2 separate regions of the Mus musculus genome follow, and region 1 is linked to region 2. A link is a loop called in an ENCODE intact Hi-C map of the cell type or tissue named here. Cell type or tissue: gastrocnemius. All regions are shown on one strand. Each heading gives the region's core, and the rest is flanking DNA. Links, peaks and the distances in the headings are about the cores only. Region 1 overlaps Tiam1 (T cell lymphoma invasion and metastasis 1). Region 2 has its middle 25 kb from the start of Gm10789.

Region 1 (8,655 bases), core at 223-8,222, 220 kb before region 2:
TGGGCAATTCTAAGTAAAGCCGCCGTGAACCGCATGCACGGGGTGGTTTTGCAGAGTGTTTGGTACGGGAAGCATGCACAAAGAGAGAAATGCAAGGAACGATCTCACTGCGCTTCAAAATGAGCTTCACACTCTCTAGAGAGCTGCCTCTTTCTAAGAACACTTGACAAATTAAACTTGGCAATGAGTCTGGTTTTAGTTTTACACACAGATGAATACATGATGCCTTTACCCAAGCACTTCAAATAGATTTATAAACCCTAAATGTGACGTGAGACGCAGATCTTTCCTTTGGTACCGATTAAATTCAATGCATCTACAGAACTCAAGCATCCATTCCCCTGCACGTGACCTGAACACAGGAACGAACAGAGGCAGTGTTGAAAGGCGAGTGACGGTGTCCCTTCAAACACACCACCAGGTGGCCAGCAGAGATGAGAGCAAATTCTCAAGCAGAGACACCTGGAAACCTCTGGAACTGGGTCCAGAAAACAGTTAGGGAAGTAACCAACTATACCTCAACAGCTCCCTGCAAACGTGATTAAACAAAAGCCACACGAATCAGGCCCAGGCTGCAGTTCAGCAGTAAAGCATTTACCCAGCACCCATAGGCCATGGGGTCATCCCATCCAACATCAAAAATAATAGATCAATGGATGGTTGGTAGATAGATAGATAGGTAGATAATAGATAGATAGATAGATAGATAGATAGATAGAGAATAGATAGGTAGATAGACAGGTAGATGGTAGTTAGGTAGATACTCTGAGACACAGGCTACTCGGGTCACACGGGCCAAAGTTGCGGGAAAAGTGAACTTCACCTTACAATAGACAGAAGGGCTCAGACTGAATTGTTTTGTGACCATTAGTCACAGCCAGGATCAGGAGCAACATGAAGGAAGATGGCGGCATGGGAAACAAACTGATAATCCCAATGTGAGGCGTCAGAAGGCCTTGTTCCTAACTGTCCTGTGCCCTAGGAAAGGCTAGCACCAGACAGGAGAGTTCTCCAGTCTGTTTCCTAGAGTCCACAGCCCTGGGCTGACTCACACATCCCTGTCTAGGTGGCAGACCCTGGTGGTGGCATGAGCCCCATCTGCAGCAATCACTGTCATTCGAGTGACAGAAATAGGAAGCCGGTGATCTGAATGCTACCTCTACCTCCACATACTCTCAAGGAGAGGGGACCAGGGAACACCTGGGCCTGCCTCTTGCTTTCTTTCAACTGCCAAGTCCCAGTGAAATTGTTAGCCTTGTATAATGTACCCAATTACTGAAGGAAAGCAAGTTATCCACTCTTGTGTTCCCCTCAGCTGGCAAGCAACAAAATAGTGTCTTTCCCCATTTGGGTAATTTCTCTCCTGATGAAAATTACTTCCAGATCCTGTGTTTTCTGTAGTTTGCATTTTTCAACCTACATGAAACCCAGAGCAGAAAGGAAGGGAAGGAAAAGGACTCAACATTTTAAACACCATACACACACACACACACACACACACACACACACACACATACACAGACACATACACAGACACACTCACAAACACACACAAACACATGTAAAGTGCAGTCACAGAGCCTGAGTATGATGGATAAATTAAAAAAAAAAAAAAAAAAAAAAAACATAAGATAGGGGCTGGAGAGATGGCTCAGTGGTTAAGAGCACCAACTACTCTCCAGAGGTCCTGAGTTCGAATCCTAGCAACCACATGGTGGCTCACAACCATCTGGAATGAGATCTGACACACTCTTCTGGTGTGTCTGAAGACAGCTACAGTGTACTTACATATAATAAATAAATAAATCTAAAATAAATAAATAAGATCAAGCCAAGGCTGTGTCTTGACACATTAATGTCCATATATATGTAGAATTATGTAAGGACATTAGATATATATGGACATGCAAGCCTTAGGAAATGAATGGCTTTTTTGTTGGCTTTCTTGTAAGGTCAAATGGGTTTTCAGCTCACTATGTAACTTACGCTGTTCTCAAAGAGCAATTCTGCCTCTACCATTAACCCCAACTCATAAGCCAAAAATACATCTCCTAACATCCCCCATGTTAGGAGAAAACTCTAGAGGGTGAGACTTTCATCCTACCAACTAGCTGGTCAAAATCAGAGGCAGCAAGTGTGCAGGAGGAAACATGGAGTCTCTTGGCTTTTCCTGACTATGGATTACTCCTTTCCACATGTCACAAGGAAACCCCACTCAGCAAAGAAGAGCAATCATTTTACCTAAAAGTAAATAACTAAGCGTATCATAAAACAAAAAGACGTGAACAAGGAGAGGGACCTAGACAGGAGGAGAGGCTGGCAGAGGAAGGAAGGGGGAGGGGTGGATCAGGATCCATCGCATATCTGCATGGAATCGTCTAACACAGGAAAGAAAGAAAGAAAGAAAGAAAGAAAGAAAGAAAGAAAGAAAGACAGACAGACCACTCTGCCCTGAAGAGCAACTTCTGGCGAAACCAACAGAAACACTGGAATACCAGGAGAAAATGCTCACAGCACTACCAGAGAGCTGTGCAGCAAAACCCCCAAGCCTATGTCCCTGAAGGTCACTTCAGAGACAGAAACAGAAAGCCCACTGGCTGGACCTGCATGTCCAACAACAGAAGAATGGATTTTTAAGATATGGTATCAACACAAACAGGCTTCTTTTCATTCATAAATAAGAATAAAGTCCTTATCATTTGTAGGGAAATGGGGGCCACTGAAAATAATCAATAAATCAAGTTAAGCCAGTCTCATTCCCAATTTATAATGGACTAACTTCCCAATTAAACCCATCACCTTAAGTAAAAAAAAAAAAAAAACGCACCTCTTATACCTGACCTACTAAACCTCAGGATTCAGCGCTGCTGAGCACTGTGGACCACTGTAGAGCACTGGCGTGCTTCCCTGATGACTGGGTGACTGATAGTGAGCTGTGTGTCATTCATCAGTGTGCTATGCACATAATTGGTGTGTAACCCCATCTCATGGAAGCCCCAAATTCACAATTCCAATGTGGTCTACTTCCTTGTAAAAACTGAAGAGTCTAAGCTAAACCATCCTAATCCTGGGGCAATTATCTTACAGATAGACCCTGAACATAACAACATCCTTAGTTACTCCCCCCACCCGCACTGTCTTCAGGCATCACAGTTCGCTGGTTCGCTCACCCCATCCCAGACAAAGCGGGAGCTGTACATCACATACCACTGAATCTCCCGAGGGCACCTCCGAAGGCCACACCCCCAACCATATAACAAGTGATATCTTAAAAGAATAAATGGGACTCGCCCAAAATTTCAACCCACTCAAAAAAATGTACTATGAAGAACGGCAAACATGCTGAATGCACGAGCATGGTTTGACCCGGTGGACTTCTGTAAACACATTAGAAAAGTAATAGTTCTTAGCCCAAAGCTAGAATCACAGGCCCTGTCAGAGGCTTGCTTTTTCCACCATGGCCAGAGGCCGCAGTTGGCTTGCAAGCAGCCAGTGGCAGCATCCTCTACTGTGCCCTCTCCTGTAAGGCCATCGGACATTCAGTCTCTGTCAACTGCTTCTCTCGGCATTCTGACATTACACGCCCTCCCTGTCTGGTTTCTCTTCTCCATCACAGCCCTTCCTTTTTCCATCAAAGCTTCTGGCCCTCATTTCACAGATTAATACTGTTTAATCATCTGGAAACCACACTTCTAACCAGGCCTCTGCTCTCCACTCATTACCTGGGATCTCAGGTGCCCTCCCCTGAGCCCAACCCAGGTTTCTGGGGGAGATTCTTTTCTTTCCAAATCATGAAAGCAATGACAAGCAGTCCCTCACCTACCCCCGCTCTGGTTCATTCATTCAGTGAGAAAATCAAACTCTACAGCGCATCAACTAAGGCCTGTGCTCTCTGGCCCCTTCCCAAGCTAAACACTTATGTAAGTCCCATTCCACTGCTGTCTGGACTGAACACACGAACCAGAGCACCCAGCTATTGTGGAGTTTTCCTTCTGTTTACCCACTGTCAAGTGGGTATTTCCCAGGCAGCCTCTCCTCATCCCACAGAGACTGGCAGCAACCACTCTACCCCCACCTAGGCAACCAAATGTAACATCAAAGGAGCTCCGGGATGGCCATCTGTCCCTGCCACGCCAATGTTTATGCCATGTGGGCAGGAGAGAGTTGAGCCAGAGGAAGTGTCCCAAAGCTCCAACCCCCTTAACCGTATAAACCACAGACCGACGCCACCCGCCACCCAGGGCCTTCCATCCAGATGGCCTCCTACTCCTTAAAATGACTAGAGCGCGATGTGACTTATCTGGGGGAACTCAAAGAGCCCCGTGGACAAATATCTAAAACTAAGGCAAGATTCCTAATTCCACAGTTTTCCAAATATCATCTACCCACTTCCCGAGACAGTCCCAGTCATGGTGTTTCAAGTATCACTTACTTTACCCAATTCACAAAACACTAAAGACCTTGTCAGGACAGAGCCAAACACTAAGTTCCAGTCAGTGTGACATCATCAACAAAGGCCTCCTTCTCTCCAGAGTGGATGTGACATCAAAGGCTCTGCTCCTCTCTAGTCAGTGTGACATCATCATCAAAGGCCCTGCTTCTCTCTAGAGCCAGTGTGACATCATCATCAAAGGCCCTGCTTCTCTCTAGAGTCAGTGTGACATCATCATCAAAGGCCCTGCTTCTCTCTAGAGTCAGTGTGACATCATCATCAAAGGCCCTGCTTCTCTCTAGAGCCAGTGTGACATCATCATCAAAGGCCCTGCTTCTCTCTAGAGTCAGTGTGACATCATCATCAAAGGCCCTGCTTCTCTCTAGAGTCAGTGTGACATCATCATCAAAGGCCCTGCTTCTCTCTAGAGTCAGTGTGACATCATCATCAAAGGCCCTGCTTCTCTCTAGAGCCAGTGTGACATCATCATCAAAGGCCCTGCTTCTCTCTAGAGTCAGTGTGACATCATCATCAAAGGCCCTGCTTCTCTCTAGAGTCAGTGTGACATCATCATCAAAGGCCCTGCTTCTCTCTAGAGTCAGTGTGACATCATCATCAAAGGCCCTGCTTCTCTCTAGAGTCAGTGTGACATCATCATCAAAGGCCCTGCTTCTCTCTAGAGTCAGTGTGACATCATCATCAAAGGCCCTGCTTCTCTCTAGAGTCAGTGTGACATCATCATCAAAGGCCCTGCTTCTCTCTAGAGTCAGTGTGACATCATCATCAAAGGCCCTGCTTCTCTCTAGAGTCAGTGTGACATCATCATCAAAGGCCCTGCTTCTCTTTGGAACAGAAGGTCTGTGTGCAAGGGGACAGAAGTGAATGGAGATGAGTTCAGCCAGCTATGTGGGTTCTGTCTCTGGATTCAAAGAAGAGACTCTCACATGGCACAGATAGGAAGTTCGCTCACATGGCCTGACCCCGTATCTACCTCTCTGCATCCATACATCCAACCAGATGCAGACTAAAAGCACTTGAGGAAAAAAACCATACCTCTGTACAACACAAGTACAGATAAAATGTTTGTCATTGTCCTCTAGATAATACTGTGTAATAGTTTCACAGGCAGACAGTGCCATCGGGACTTGAACATCTGTGTGTTTTGAGATGCAAAGTGAAGATCTTGGAACTCATCTCCCTGCCCTGCACTTAGCAGAATGCCAGGTACACAATAGGTGCTCAATGTATGTAGTCTATTTGTTTCTTTAAAGACAGGTTCTCACTAAGTAGTCTAGCTGGCCTGGAACCTGCTATGTACACCAGGCTGGCTTCAAACTCCCAGAGAGCAGTGTGTTTTGCTGGGATTAGATGTGCACTGTTGTGGTACCCAGCATGCAATCTCTTTCCTTTGGTTTTCTGACTCCCAGGCTGGCTGGCGATCTTTCCACTACCTTACAATGAAGGACACACCCGAGAGGCAGAGCATGTCTGGTATGTGGTCGAGATTGCTGTGGACTATGGCTGGCTACCAGATAAAACTCAACACACTGAATTCCAACTGATATCTTTCAGACAGGAGGATGGAGCAAGATGCTTGGCAAGATTGTCTTCCCATTTCCACAGAACAGGCTTAGCCACAGGCCTGAGCACTGGGAGCAAATGGACATTATTCATCACATAAACCTGCCTTGGCTCCCTGGAGGTGGGTGGCTGGGCTCTGCACTGGCAGCCAAGGGATGATGCATCCATCCATCCATCCATCGCTTCATTCAGCTGGAGCAGCTGCAGTGTGAACACACGCGAGCTCAGACAAGCACAGGCTCCCTCAGGTCTGCCCCTGGCCTCCTTTAATCAAGCTCCTTCACCCCGGTGTTTCTCTCACTGAAGAACTCAGAAACAAACTACACTGCTCTGGATGTCTCTGGGCGGGTTTTAGGTGACCTCCAAAGACTTCTTAGGTGGGAAAGAGCCCTAAAGATTTGCAACACAGGAGCTGGAGAGATGGCTCAGGGGTTAAGAGCACTGACTACTCTTCCAGAGGTCCTGAGTTCAAATCCCAGCAACCACATGGTGGCTCACAATCATCTGTAATGGGATCTGATGCCCTCTTCTGGTGTGTGTGAAGACAGCTACAGTGTACTCACATACATAAAATAAATAAATTATATATATATATATATATTTTTTATGTATGTGAGTACACTTTGTTTTGCTTTTTGAAACAGGGTTTCTCTGTGTAGCCCTAGCTGTCCTGGAACTCACTTTGTAGACCAGGTTGGCCTCGAACTCAGAAATCCACCTGCCTTTGCCTCTCAAGTGCTGGGATTAAAGGCGTGCACCACCACTGCCCGGCTTATAAAATAATTCTTTAAAGAAACAAACAAGCAACCTGTTGCTCCTCTCTTGCTCTTCCTCACCACTCCTGCCCTCTCCCAATTCTCTCTCCCTCCCCCCTCTCCATGTGTTCATGGCCGGCCTCTACTTCTCTGCCTTTCTCTGCCTCTACTACCCTCTCAACTCCCCTTCCCATGCCTAAATAAACTCTAGTCTATACTAAAAAAAACTTTTTGCAGCACAGTTTCAGGGTGGAAGGTATTCAAGGGAAAGGGTGGGCAGGCAACACTGGGGAACTGGGAGTAAATGGAGCCTGGAGAAGGAAGGCAGCAGGAAGTAGTTGACCTTGGAGAGAGGTGACAATGGCTGAGCAGAGAGCTAGGGGAAGATTGCTCCGGGAAAGCAAGGCTACCATGCTCTGACACAGTCTTGGAGGACTGATGGGAGAGCAGCCTCTCCTGAGGCACTCAAGCAAACCACAAAGTCAGGGTGATTCCTGCAAAGGAGAGTTTGAGGGAAAGAATGACCATCAGTCCCACAGTTGAGGAGGCCCCAGGGCACCTTAGTTGGGAAAACAGACTGTAGAGCAAGGGGCCCAGGGTCTGCAGCAGTGGAGCTCTGCCATATCCCAGCTTTATTGCTCTAAGTAACTGACATACGCCTGAGTCATGATATGGAAGGCCATGGAGGAACAGAGGCCACAGGAAGTCCATGGGGAAGGGACAGGAGAAACCTGGGTGCTGGCTGTGGAAAAGCTCTCACAAAGGAAGAAATGAGGGTTTGGGGAGTCCTGAGTACTTGATCAAAGCCTCTCAGAGAAGTCCTCCCACAGAAAGAGACTGGGTCCCAAGGGTAACGCAGTGTGCATTACCACACAGGGGCAATTGTTGCTGATGTCATCCCTACCTCTTCTTGGGAAAAGCACATAACCCAATTAGGGTCACACAGTGTGACAAAAACACCCAAGGAGCTTTCTCCGGCAGCTGCTGGGCATGTCAGAGGGGAGTGGCCATGGCTGGCTCTGGATTCTGGCAGGGAGGAGCAACCTGCAATACTGGAAGAACAGGTTGAAGCAGGGCCCACAACAGGACCAGGAATGCCGGTGGGAAATCTTAGAAGCTGCAGGGGTCTGTCGGGCCTCAGGAAGCAGCCGCCATTCTGATTCCTACTTTGTTCAAAGCCGGCGGCACCCACCAGCATCTTACCAAAACCTGCTTAAGTTAACATTAAAAGAAAAGGAAAACGAAAACATGATGTGCCACCACCCGGGCTTGGGTACGTTCATGAGCAGCAGGCAAACCTGGGAAGAACAATATAGAAGTTCACATTGCTCAAAAGTTCCTTTAAAAAAAGTTATTTATGTGTGTGAGTGTTTGTCCTAGATGTATGTAACTGCACCAGGTGTGTGCCAGATGTCTGTAGAGGCCAGAAGAGGACATGGGATCCCTTGGAACTAGCATTATGGACAGCTGTGAGCCACCACATGGGTACTGGGAATTGAACTCACATCCTCTGGAAGAGCAGCAGATGTTCTTATCTGCTAAGCCATTGCTCCATCAAAAAAGTACCTCTTGGTGACGATCATTCTCTCCCACTAAAGGCAAACGGGAACTAGAGTGACACCACTGTCCCCCTCACAGGGGGTTAATGAAATGTGTGTGTGACCCTTCCAAGGAACAAAGTTATCTCTTTGAAGCCTTCCTCCTCTAAGTGACTCAGGCATGTTTTAGTCCCAGATCCTTTCTGGTAAAGCTCCAGACTGGTCACACACAATGAAACTGTCCGGTCTGACCACAGCAATGACTCTCCCACGAAATGGCCTGCTTTCCCCAAGCATGGTCTGCAGGTAGAAGACGACGACAACGACGACGACGACGACGACGACGGAG
Region 2 (8,655 bases), core at 333-8,332:
AAGCTCCCTTGCCCTTGGAAAAGAACCTGAACTCCCTGGGTTCTGCCCACACAGGCCCTCGCCTCTGTGACCTCTTAGAAAACCACTTCCTGGGTGAGGAGGTGAAGCTCATCAAGAAGATGGGCGGCCACCTGGCCAGCATCCACAGGCTGGCTGCACCTCAGCCAACACAGACTGGCGTGCGTGCCCCGCCATCTCCGGACAAGTGTCTCTTTGAGCAGCTCACTCTCAAGTAGGAGGAATCCTCACCTCCAAGGGGCTCCCTCCTCTGCTCTGCACCAAGTGGCCTCAGGACCTCCAGGTGAACTGAAAGCCACTAGGAAGTCAATACCTTTCAAGTGTGTGTCTAACAAACCTAGGCTGGCAAAGTCTGCCGTGAAAGCTGGGCAATCAAAGGCTGGGATAGAGCTGACTCACTTTAGCTCAACCAAAGACCTGCCATTCTCATGAAACCTCCTCAGAGTTCCATCGTTCCCCCGACAATTCCATGGAGTCCCCCTCCCCCAGCAGCCCTGGCTTCCACAAGAGTGGGAGCCGGCCGGTTGAGTGACGTTCTCACCCCTCATCAAAAAAGCTTCTGTTTGCAGGAGATGGAGGCTACTACAGAGACCCAAGCCGGTCAATGATCACAGTATCCATCACCAGCTAACAAACCTCTAACACAGCCTGTTCTGAGACCAGGGGACATCATAGAAGAAGGGTCAGAGAGACTGTAAAGGCCAGAGGACCAGGACATTGGCTGGAGGCTGTCTTCCATGTAGGAACAGAAAGCTCTACCTAAGACATCTCAACAGTATGGTCACCTAAACAAAGCCCTGCATAGTGATCACATAGTTGACAGTCAAGGTGGATGGAGAAAATCTCACATGGCTTTCCCCTGGATGAAGAGCTACAGAGAGCTTAGAAAGGAAAACCAGTCAAGGCCAGGTCCTCGGAGGGGTTGTGTACTCCCAAGAGAGCAGCTGTAACTATTTACCCAGAACAACAACTGAACGGACTCCGGGGTGTGTGTTGGGAGAGAAACAATAATAATTATATAGAAGAATAGGTCATGAGGCCAACAAGGGGAGAAGGAGGGTGGAAATTATGTAAATACAGTACTTGTGGAATTCTGAAAAACAAACTCAGGACTTTGTGAGCATCCATTATAGCTCAGCCTGAGGGGCTGGGTGCACTTTAGGGAAAGAAGGAGGCTAGCGATTGCAGTGCACAGAGGCTAGCCCAACCACGGCACGAGTGTGCAAGGAGGACTGTCGTGGAAGAAGACAAAGGAGGTTCGGTCTGTCGCCAGGACTTGCTTTTTCCCTCTGTAGGACACAGTCTCTCCATTCTGCTAGTGCTAGAAGCCTGTTGTCCACAGACAGCTCCCCTAAGTGGCGTTGCTGGAGTCCTCACCACAGCCATCATCACTGGACCACACAGTCTGGCACATGACCCACTCACTCCAGGGCACTCCAGGGGCAAGTGCATAAACTAGGTCATTCTGAATTTCCCCTCCAGTTTTGCTGTGTAACCCAAGGACTGAAGGACATTCATTCTTGTCTTCAAATGACACCATCTCAGACTTCCCGAGGAAAGATCTGGCCAGATAACAGATCCCACAGCAGTGGGGATCTCAGAGGAAAGGGGCTCGAAGAGAATCACTTGGAATCCTGAATCCAGCTCTACCTGCAGTAGTTTCCACCCATCCATATGCTGCGGTTGCAAAGAGCCAATACATCTTCTTTTATCCCATACAGTGTTTTGAAATGTGTTTCTCTTGGTGCCAACATGAGTATTAACAAAGGCAAGGTGTGGGCTGGAGAGATAGCGTGGGTCGTTAAGAGCACAGACTGCTCTGCTCTTGCACAAGACCCACACTGGGTGGCTCACAATCACCTATAACTGGAGGATCCAACGCCTCTGACCTCTGCTGGCACTACGCATGCACGTGCGTGCACACGTGCGTGCACACACGCACTTAAAAAAAAAAATAAAAATCTTCTACTGGGCACAGTGGCACATGACTTTAATCCCAGCACTCAGGAGGCAGAGGCTTGTGGATCTCCGAGAGTTCAAGGCCAGCCTGGTCTACAATGTAGTTCCAGGACAGCCAATGCTATACAGAGAAACCCTGTCTCAAAAAACAAAACAAAACACCCCCCCCCCCAAAAAAAAACCTTTAGGGATAAAAAAGAAGATGCATTAGAAAATGGAGCAAGGTTAAACAGGAGGGTGGTGGCTGAGGACCCCAAGGTCAGGCTGAATCATCTGCTTCTTAAATCCTTTCTGGGACTGGTTGGCCACAGGTGGAAGACAAAGGAGTAAAGGGGTGGGGGTGGGGGAGACAATGGAGGGCGCAACAAAGAGAAACAATGTAAGAACAGGAGAGAGTAAGCAGGGAGAGAAGACGCTGGAACAAAAGGAGAAACAACCAGGGGCCCTCCCTTCTCTGGGCTCCATCTGTTCTTCCCATACCCCTGAGCAGGGCCAGCTAAACTACACAACCCAGTACAGAATCAAAACGCAAGGTCCCGTGTTCAAACCTCACAGGTTTCAAACAGGATGGCATAGACCTGTGATCCCAGCACGGTACAGATATTTTTTGTTGTTGGTGGTGGTGTTTTTATTTGTTTGTTTGTTTGTTTGTTTGTTTATTATAAGTACACTGTAGCTGTCTTCAGACACACCAGAAGAGGGCATCAGATCCCATTACAGATGGTTGTGAGCCACCATGTGGTTGACTGGGATTTGAACTCAAGACCTCTGAAGAGCAGCCAGCGCTCTTAACCGCTGAGCCACCTCTCCAGCCCATATACAGGTTACTGTAGGAAGATTGTGAGCTTGAGGTCACAGTAGGCTTCATCATGAGACAGTGTCCCAAGAAAACAATACTTATGATAACAAAGAATCCAAGGTGGTGATGGCACCGTATTAAACACAGGTGCCACTGCGGGACCCTGTGCAACTGCTCTGGTCACATGATCATGAAGCCTGCGCAGTCCTCAGAGAAAGATGAACTACTCCGATTTTCCAGGGTTCTGTGTCAGGTGTTCCAAGCACAGACGAACGTTATTCAATCTCACGAAGGGAGGCACAGTTCACTCCCCAGCCCAGCCCAGCAGCTCTGAGAAGCCCTGCTGCAGAAAGAGAATTCATTTCACTTCATTGAAACCAACACTTCTCAGATTTGTTTGACCACAGTAATATCGTTTAATCTAGTTCTCCGTACTGAGGCCCCCACATGAGCACTGTGGAAAACACTCCAGTTGTGAGGTTTCTGGAGCCAGAAGGGGCAGTAGCCATCATTCACAGCTCTCTCTCCCCTGAGGTCTGTCAGCAAATCCACTCTGCTTGGCCTCCACGATGACACTGGCCTCTTTGTGCCCCCTTTGATGGGGGCAGAGGACTGGGAGGGACAGGGGACAACGTGGCTGAGGCTGCACAAACCGAGGAGTTCCAGAAGATGGGACATCAAGTCTCCTGGACACCCCTACACCCAGGCACAGACAAACCTTTGTTTAACCTGATACGCTCCAATTTCTTTCCTCCTCACCAGCTTCTAACAGATCCAGGGAGGGGGCTTTGGTGTCAAGTGCTGGAGAGGGATTCCTTAGTTACCGTGGTGGTAGAACGTGTGACTCTCTTAGATTTTATCTAAGATAGACAATGTATCCCACAGAAGTTCTGTCAGAACCAGGAGTAGCATTTAATCAGAACCAGGGAGTACCCAGAATGCTTATCTAGCTTTTAGTTTTGCTAAGAAGAACAAAGCTTAATGCAAATAAAATAAAATAAAATAAAATAAAATCCTGGAGCAGTGTTTTCCTTTCTTTCCGAACTGGGGCATTTTGCATAAACGCCCAGTGTTGACTCCCTCTCCCTCCTCCAGCTTCAATGTATTAGACAAGTCACTGTATTCTTTCTGTACCTTTACTTTCTCACCTGTAAAATGGGAGAGTTGACAGAAACAAAGACTCCTCTGGAAGTAAGAAAATGCGTAAAGGGCAGGGGAGCTGACTTAGCAGTTGAGTGATTGATTACTCTTCTTGCAGAGGACTCGAGTTTGGTTCCCAGCATCGACCTATGACTTTAGCTCTGGACTCCTCAGGCATCTGGGCTTATGTATGTGTGAGAGGCCGCACTGCGAGCACACACACACACACACACACACACACACTTTAAAATAAAAGTAAATTCTAAAAGAAAGACAAAGAAAATGTGTGAAAACGCCATCTGAAAACTGAGCCCTGACAGTGCTGTAATCCCAGTACTTGAGGCGTGAAAGCAAAAGATTCAGGAGGTGTTAGTCCAGTAGTCCAGCCTGGGCTGCACAAAATCCTGTGTAAAAAGCCAAAGGCCAAACCGAATGAACAATAACAAAACCCCAAGAGCCACATTTCCAGCAAGACGTGAACAAATGCTTTCAAAATCATAAAGAACAAAGACTGTGAAAGTACTGGGCAGGAGTCCACTCCGCTGTCTCCGTTTTGGAAACATATCTAGGGTCCTAAAGGAACAGCGTCTAACGTGCCTCTCAGAGTGCACTGCTGACACCTGCTGGCATATACTGGTATTACAAGGGTGCTAAGCTTGGAAATCCCTTTTTGTGATGAACAGGAGAAAACTGGACCGATTTTCATGCACATTGTGTTCCTCGGGACCAGGAATTTGGACATCACCGGGACCTTGTGGAAATGTACATATAGTCTCTGCGTTCTAATGAGACCTTCCCTGGAGCTCTCAGAGCAGACTCTAGTAATCTGTGACTTTTAAGTTGGGTGGTACAATGGTGAATTCTTATCATGCCAGCACTTGGGAAGCAGAGGTAGGAGGGCCACAAGTTCAAGGCCAGTCAAGGAAACAAATGGATATATGACCTCAAAAATAAACGTTTAAGAAAGAAAGAACAGACAAATCTTCTAGCTGGAAATGGTGGCATAGGAGGATCAGGAATTGGATGTTCAAGGCCAACCTCAGCTACTTAGCAAACCTAAGGCCAGCCTGGACTACATGACAGCTATGTCTCTAAAATAGATGTGTTTGGACTACAGAAAGTGACTAGGTGTGGAAAGAAGAAGGTACATCACAGAAAGGATTTCAAGACCTCTCAAAGGGTTCTACTGTGCCGGCCCAAGCCCTTTGGTACATACTTTCCAGGTACACAGAGTCAGGCTCTCCCTGGCCCAAGCCCTTTGGTACATACTTTCCAGGTACACAGAGTCTAGCTCTCCTCTCCCACATACACTGTTTCTCTTTGTTAAAACCCTATTTCCTACTTACTCTACTGAACACATTTTTCCTCTCACAGGGAAAATGTACAGGTTCACAAGGAAATGATGAGGAAGCAGGCCTCCCCATCACAGAGCATCCGCCTCACCCTCAGGACTTTTCGTTCTGAAGTGGCTCTAAGCAATCCTTTATTCACATAGCAGTGAACTTTGAGTTGTTCAAGCAAAACATTACACAAATGAAGTTTATCAGTTGAATTCAGTGGTACGTTACAGAAGAAAAATATAAGCTGCGCCACAAGTTCTCAAACAGAACAGGAAATCAGGCCATCAGGGAATCCAGGAAGCTGGTGTTTCCAGGACAACACCTTTAGAGCAAAAAAACATTTAGCCTTTCTTGGGTAGCCAATCCAAGCATCTATTTGCCTCAGCTTGAGTAGACTTCAGATCTCAGCTCTTCTCCCTGGAGACTAGTGGATCTCCCGAAGAAAACAGATCTGCTACAACTAAAAATGAAGAAAAGGATGACAGGGCAAGGGTATCAACGACCAAATACTGGCAAGTAATGATGTGAGGGAGGAAGGATTGTACTAGCTCATGGCTCGAGAGTGAGCACCATGGTGGCAGGAAAGCTGCCGCTGTGAGGCCAGGCCCATGGGAGAGGAGTGTGAACCTGCTTCCTCACATGTCAATCATCAGGAGGCACAGAGATAGAGAACCCATAAGCCTTGACCGTATGACCATATGACCCTGTAGCCATATCTCTGCCAACTAAGCCCCATGTCAGAAAGAAAGGAAGAAAGAAAGAAAGAAAGAAAGAAAGAAAGAAAGAAAGAAAGAGAGAAAAAAGAAAGAAAGAAAGAAAGAAAGAAAGAAAGAAAGAAAGAAAGAAAGAAAGAAAGAAAGAAAGAAGAAAGGAAAGGAAAGGAAAGGAAAGGAAAGGAAAGGAAAGGAAAGGAAAGGAAAGGAAAGGAAAGGAAAGGAAAGGAAAGGGAAAAAAGGTTTTACAACTTCCCGGAACAGTATCCCTAGCTGAGGACCAAATGTTGGAGCACAGGAGCCTATAGGAGACTTTTCACATCCAAAACATATGGCAGCAGGCAAAACCAAGAGCTGTGCATCCCTGCACTGCGAGGGGGACGTGCATCATAGTACTGACAGATGACAATGCCAATAACATGGGTACTCTAAAACTATGTTTTTACTGTTCCTAGAGGTAACTGCTTACACAGGGTATCCAATGGGTCACCAGTCAGAGAGACCTTGGCCATCTTTGGTTCTTTATACCATTGCATCAGATTAAAACAGATAATTACATAGTTGAAAGGACCTCTACCCTCCTGAGGGTAGCTCCTCTGACGTCTCCTTCCCCATCTGATACTCTGATGTCTACCGGCCACATCCTACAATTGATGGGGGACTTATGGTTACCTTTCTAAAATAAGAGATAAGAGGAGAGATGGTGCAGCTCTGGGAAGTGCCGTCACCAGAGCTACGTAAGAGTCTTAGGAAAACAAAACGGAGGAATAAATAGCCGCTGTCTCATAGCAACGCTGAGCTGAACAATGCTCAGGGTGTATTTTGGTTAGAAAACCGTGCCTACAAAAAAAAAAAAAAAAAAAAAAAAAAAAGACTGATGAAATTAGCTACTTCCCATTAATTATGGCTGATAGCGTTGGTCCAGAGCTAGGAGAAAGGAGCTTCAACCAGGCAACTTATCTGCTTCCTGGAATTCTGCAAGGACTGGCCGGTGTCCTTGGAAAAGCTAAAGTGAGTGAACCTGGGCTTCAGGGTTCTGTGAGGTTTGGCAGCTGCCTCTCCAGCCTGTTTTCTTATGTTCTGTGTACTGTTCGCAGCTACACTTAACAGCTCATGTTCCTAACAGCACGGAGGAATCTGGGATGGGTCTTCCCAGCCCCACACAGACATGTCAGCACAGAGCTAATGCACTCACCAGACCTGCTGGAAAGCTAAAGTATATCTAAAGTATATCTCTGCCCCAAACTCTTCTACACAATGCAGGCACATCTGCTTCGCTGCTGGGGGAATCAGACACACAAACAGTCCAAGTACCTAGTAGATATTCATGTCTTGGACTCCTGTTTCAGCTCTAAATTCAGAGTGGATTTTGCACTCTAAGCTGTAACTTGTCTTTCTATGCTTTTTATTTGTATTTTCTTTTAAAAAATATGTATCTTTTTATTTTCAGCTGATGGGATTTGGTTCTTGCCTGTCACCAAGTTGTTTCTAGAAGGTCAACCTGAATCATTATCATCCTTGGTCTCAAGGGCCCTCCGGATGCCCCACCCATGTGTATATTGTTAAATAAGAAGCTAACATTTGGGCTGGTGGAGAGATGGCTCAGCAGTTAAGAGCACTGGCTGCTCTTCCAGAGGTCCTGAGTTCAAATCCCAGCAACTACATGGTGCCTCACAACCATCTGTAATAGGATCTGGTGCCCTCTTATGGTGTGTGCCTGAAGACAGCTGCAGTGTACTCATAAAAATATATATTAAAAATTTTTTTAAAAAGGAAGCTAATGTTTTCTCTCAAACTCTGAGGGCCACATTGTCTCTTGGGAAGTGGTAGGTGCGGATGGTACCATCTGGCGAGATCACTCACTGCAAGCCAAAGGAACTGCAGTTCCCCATCTTGGCTCGGACACTCAGTTCAGAAGGCACTAAGCCAGGAAGTAAGCCAGGAAGTAAACCTGGTTAGCTTTGTACTCATTACTTTTCTTATTACTCAAAAAAAAAAAAAAACAACCCACAAACCCCCCAAAAAACAAAACTAAACAAACAAACAAACCAACCCCCGATAAAAGCAGTTTACGTTAAGCATTTACGTCAGTTTGGTTCGGGAAGTCGCAGCACTAGGACCCTGAGACAAGTGGTCACCTTGTCTCCACAGTCGCCAAGCACTGCAGAATGAATGCTGGTGTTCAGCTCGCTGTTTCCTTTATACTGAGTGGGATAATCGGCCCTCCTCGGAATGCTGCTGCCCAGATATAGGGTGAGCTCGCATCACCTAATTAATCTAATCCTGAAACTCCCTCAGAGAGGTGCTGAGGTGTTTCCATGGTGATGCTAAATCCTGTCACGTGGACAATCCAGGTTGCCCATCACATCTCTGTGGACTCTGTGGGTACAAAGGGGGAGTCCAACAGTGTCTGCAGAGACACCTCAACTGCACTGACTGTATCCGGGCCCTCAGAAACTCGAATTTGAAGCTCTGCTTTCTTTTTTTTTTTTAATTTTTTTTATTAGATATTTTCTTCATTTACATTTCAAATGCTATCCCAAAAGTCCCCTATACCCTCCCTCTGCTCTGCTCCCCTCCCCACCCACTCCCTCTTCTTGGCCCTGGCGTTCCCCTGTACTGGTGCATATAAAATTTGCAAGACCAAGGGGCCTCTCTTCCCAATGATGGCCAACTAAGCCATTTT

Evidence for each region. A loop is a pair of places that touch in the nucleus more often than their neighbours do. Peaks named below come from ENCODE experiments on the same cell type or tissue, not always from the same donor. Only the 100,000 strongest peaks of a DNase experiment are listed, where the experiment ranks them.
Region 1: a loop joins it to region 2, with 4 times the contacts of the local background. A loop is called at or near these places in 23 of 42 quality-filtered maps.

What each region holds. Positions count from the first base shown.
Region 1 is chr16:89,946,907-89,955,561 of GRCm38, forward strand. The region is part of intron 2 of Tiam1 (T cell lymphoma invasion and metastasis 1); the gene reads right to left. Among named protein-coding and RNA genes, the nearest start is that of Tiam1, 9.6 kb to the right of the region's middle. In gastrocnemius, for the core only: no CTCF peak of the experiment used is centred there; DNase peaks (open chromatin) are centred at 3,520 and 4,101.
Region 2 is chr16:90,163,340-90,171,994 of GRCm38, forward strand. It overlaps the pseudogene Gm7307. Among named protein-coding and RNA genes, the nearest start is that of Gm10789, 25 kb to the left of the region's middle. In gastrocnemius, for the core only: no CTCF peak of the experiment used is centred there; DNase peaks (open chromatin) are centred at 4,541 and 7,858.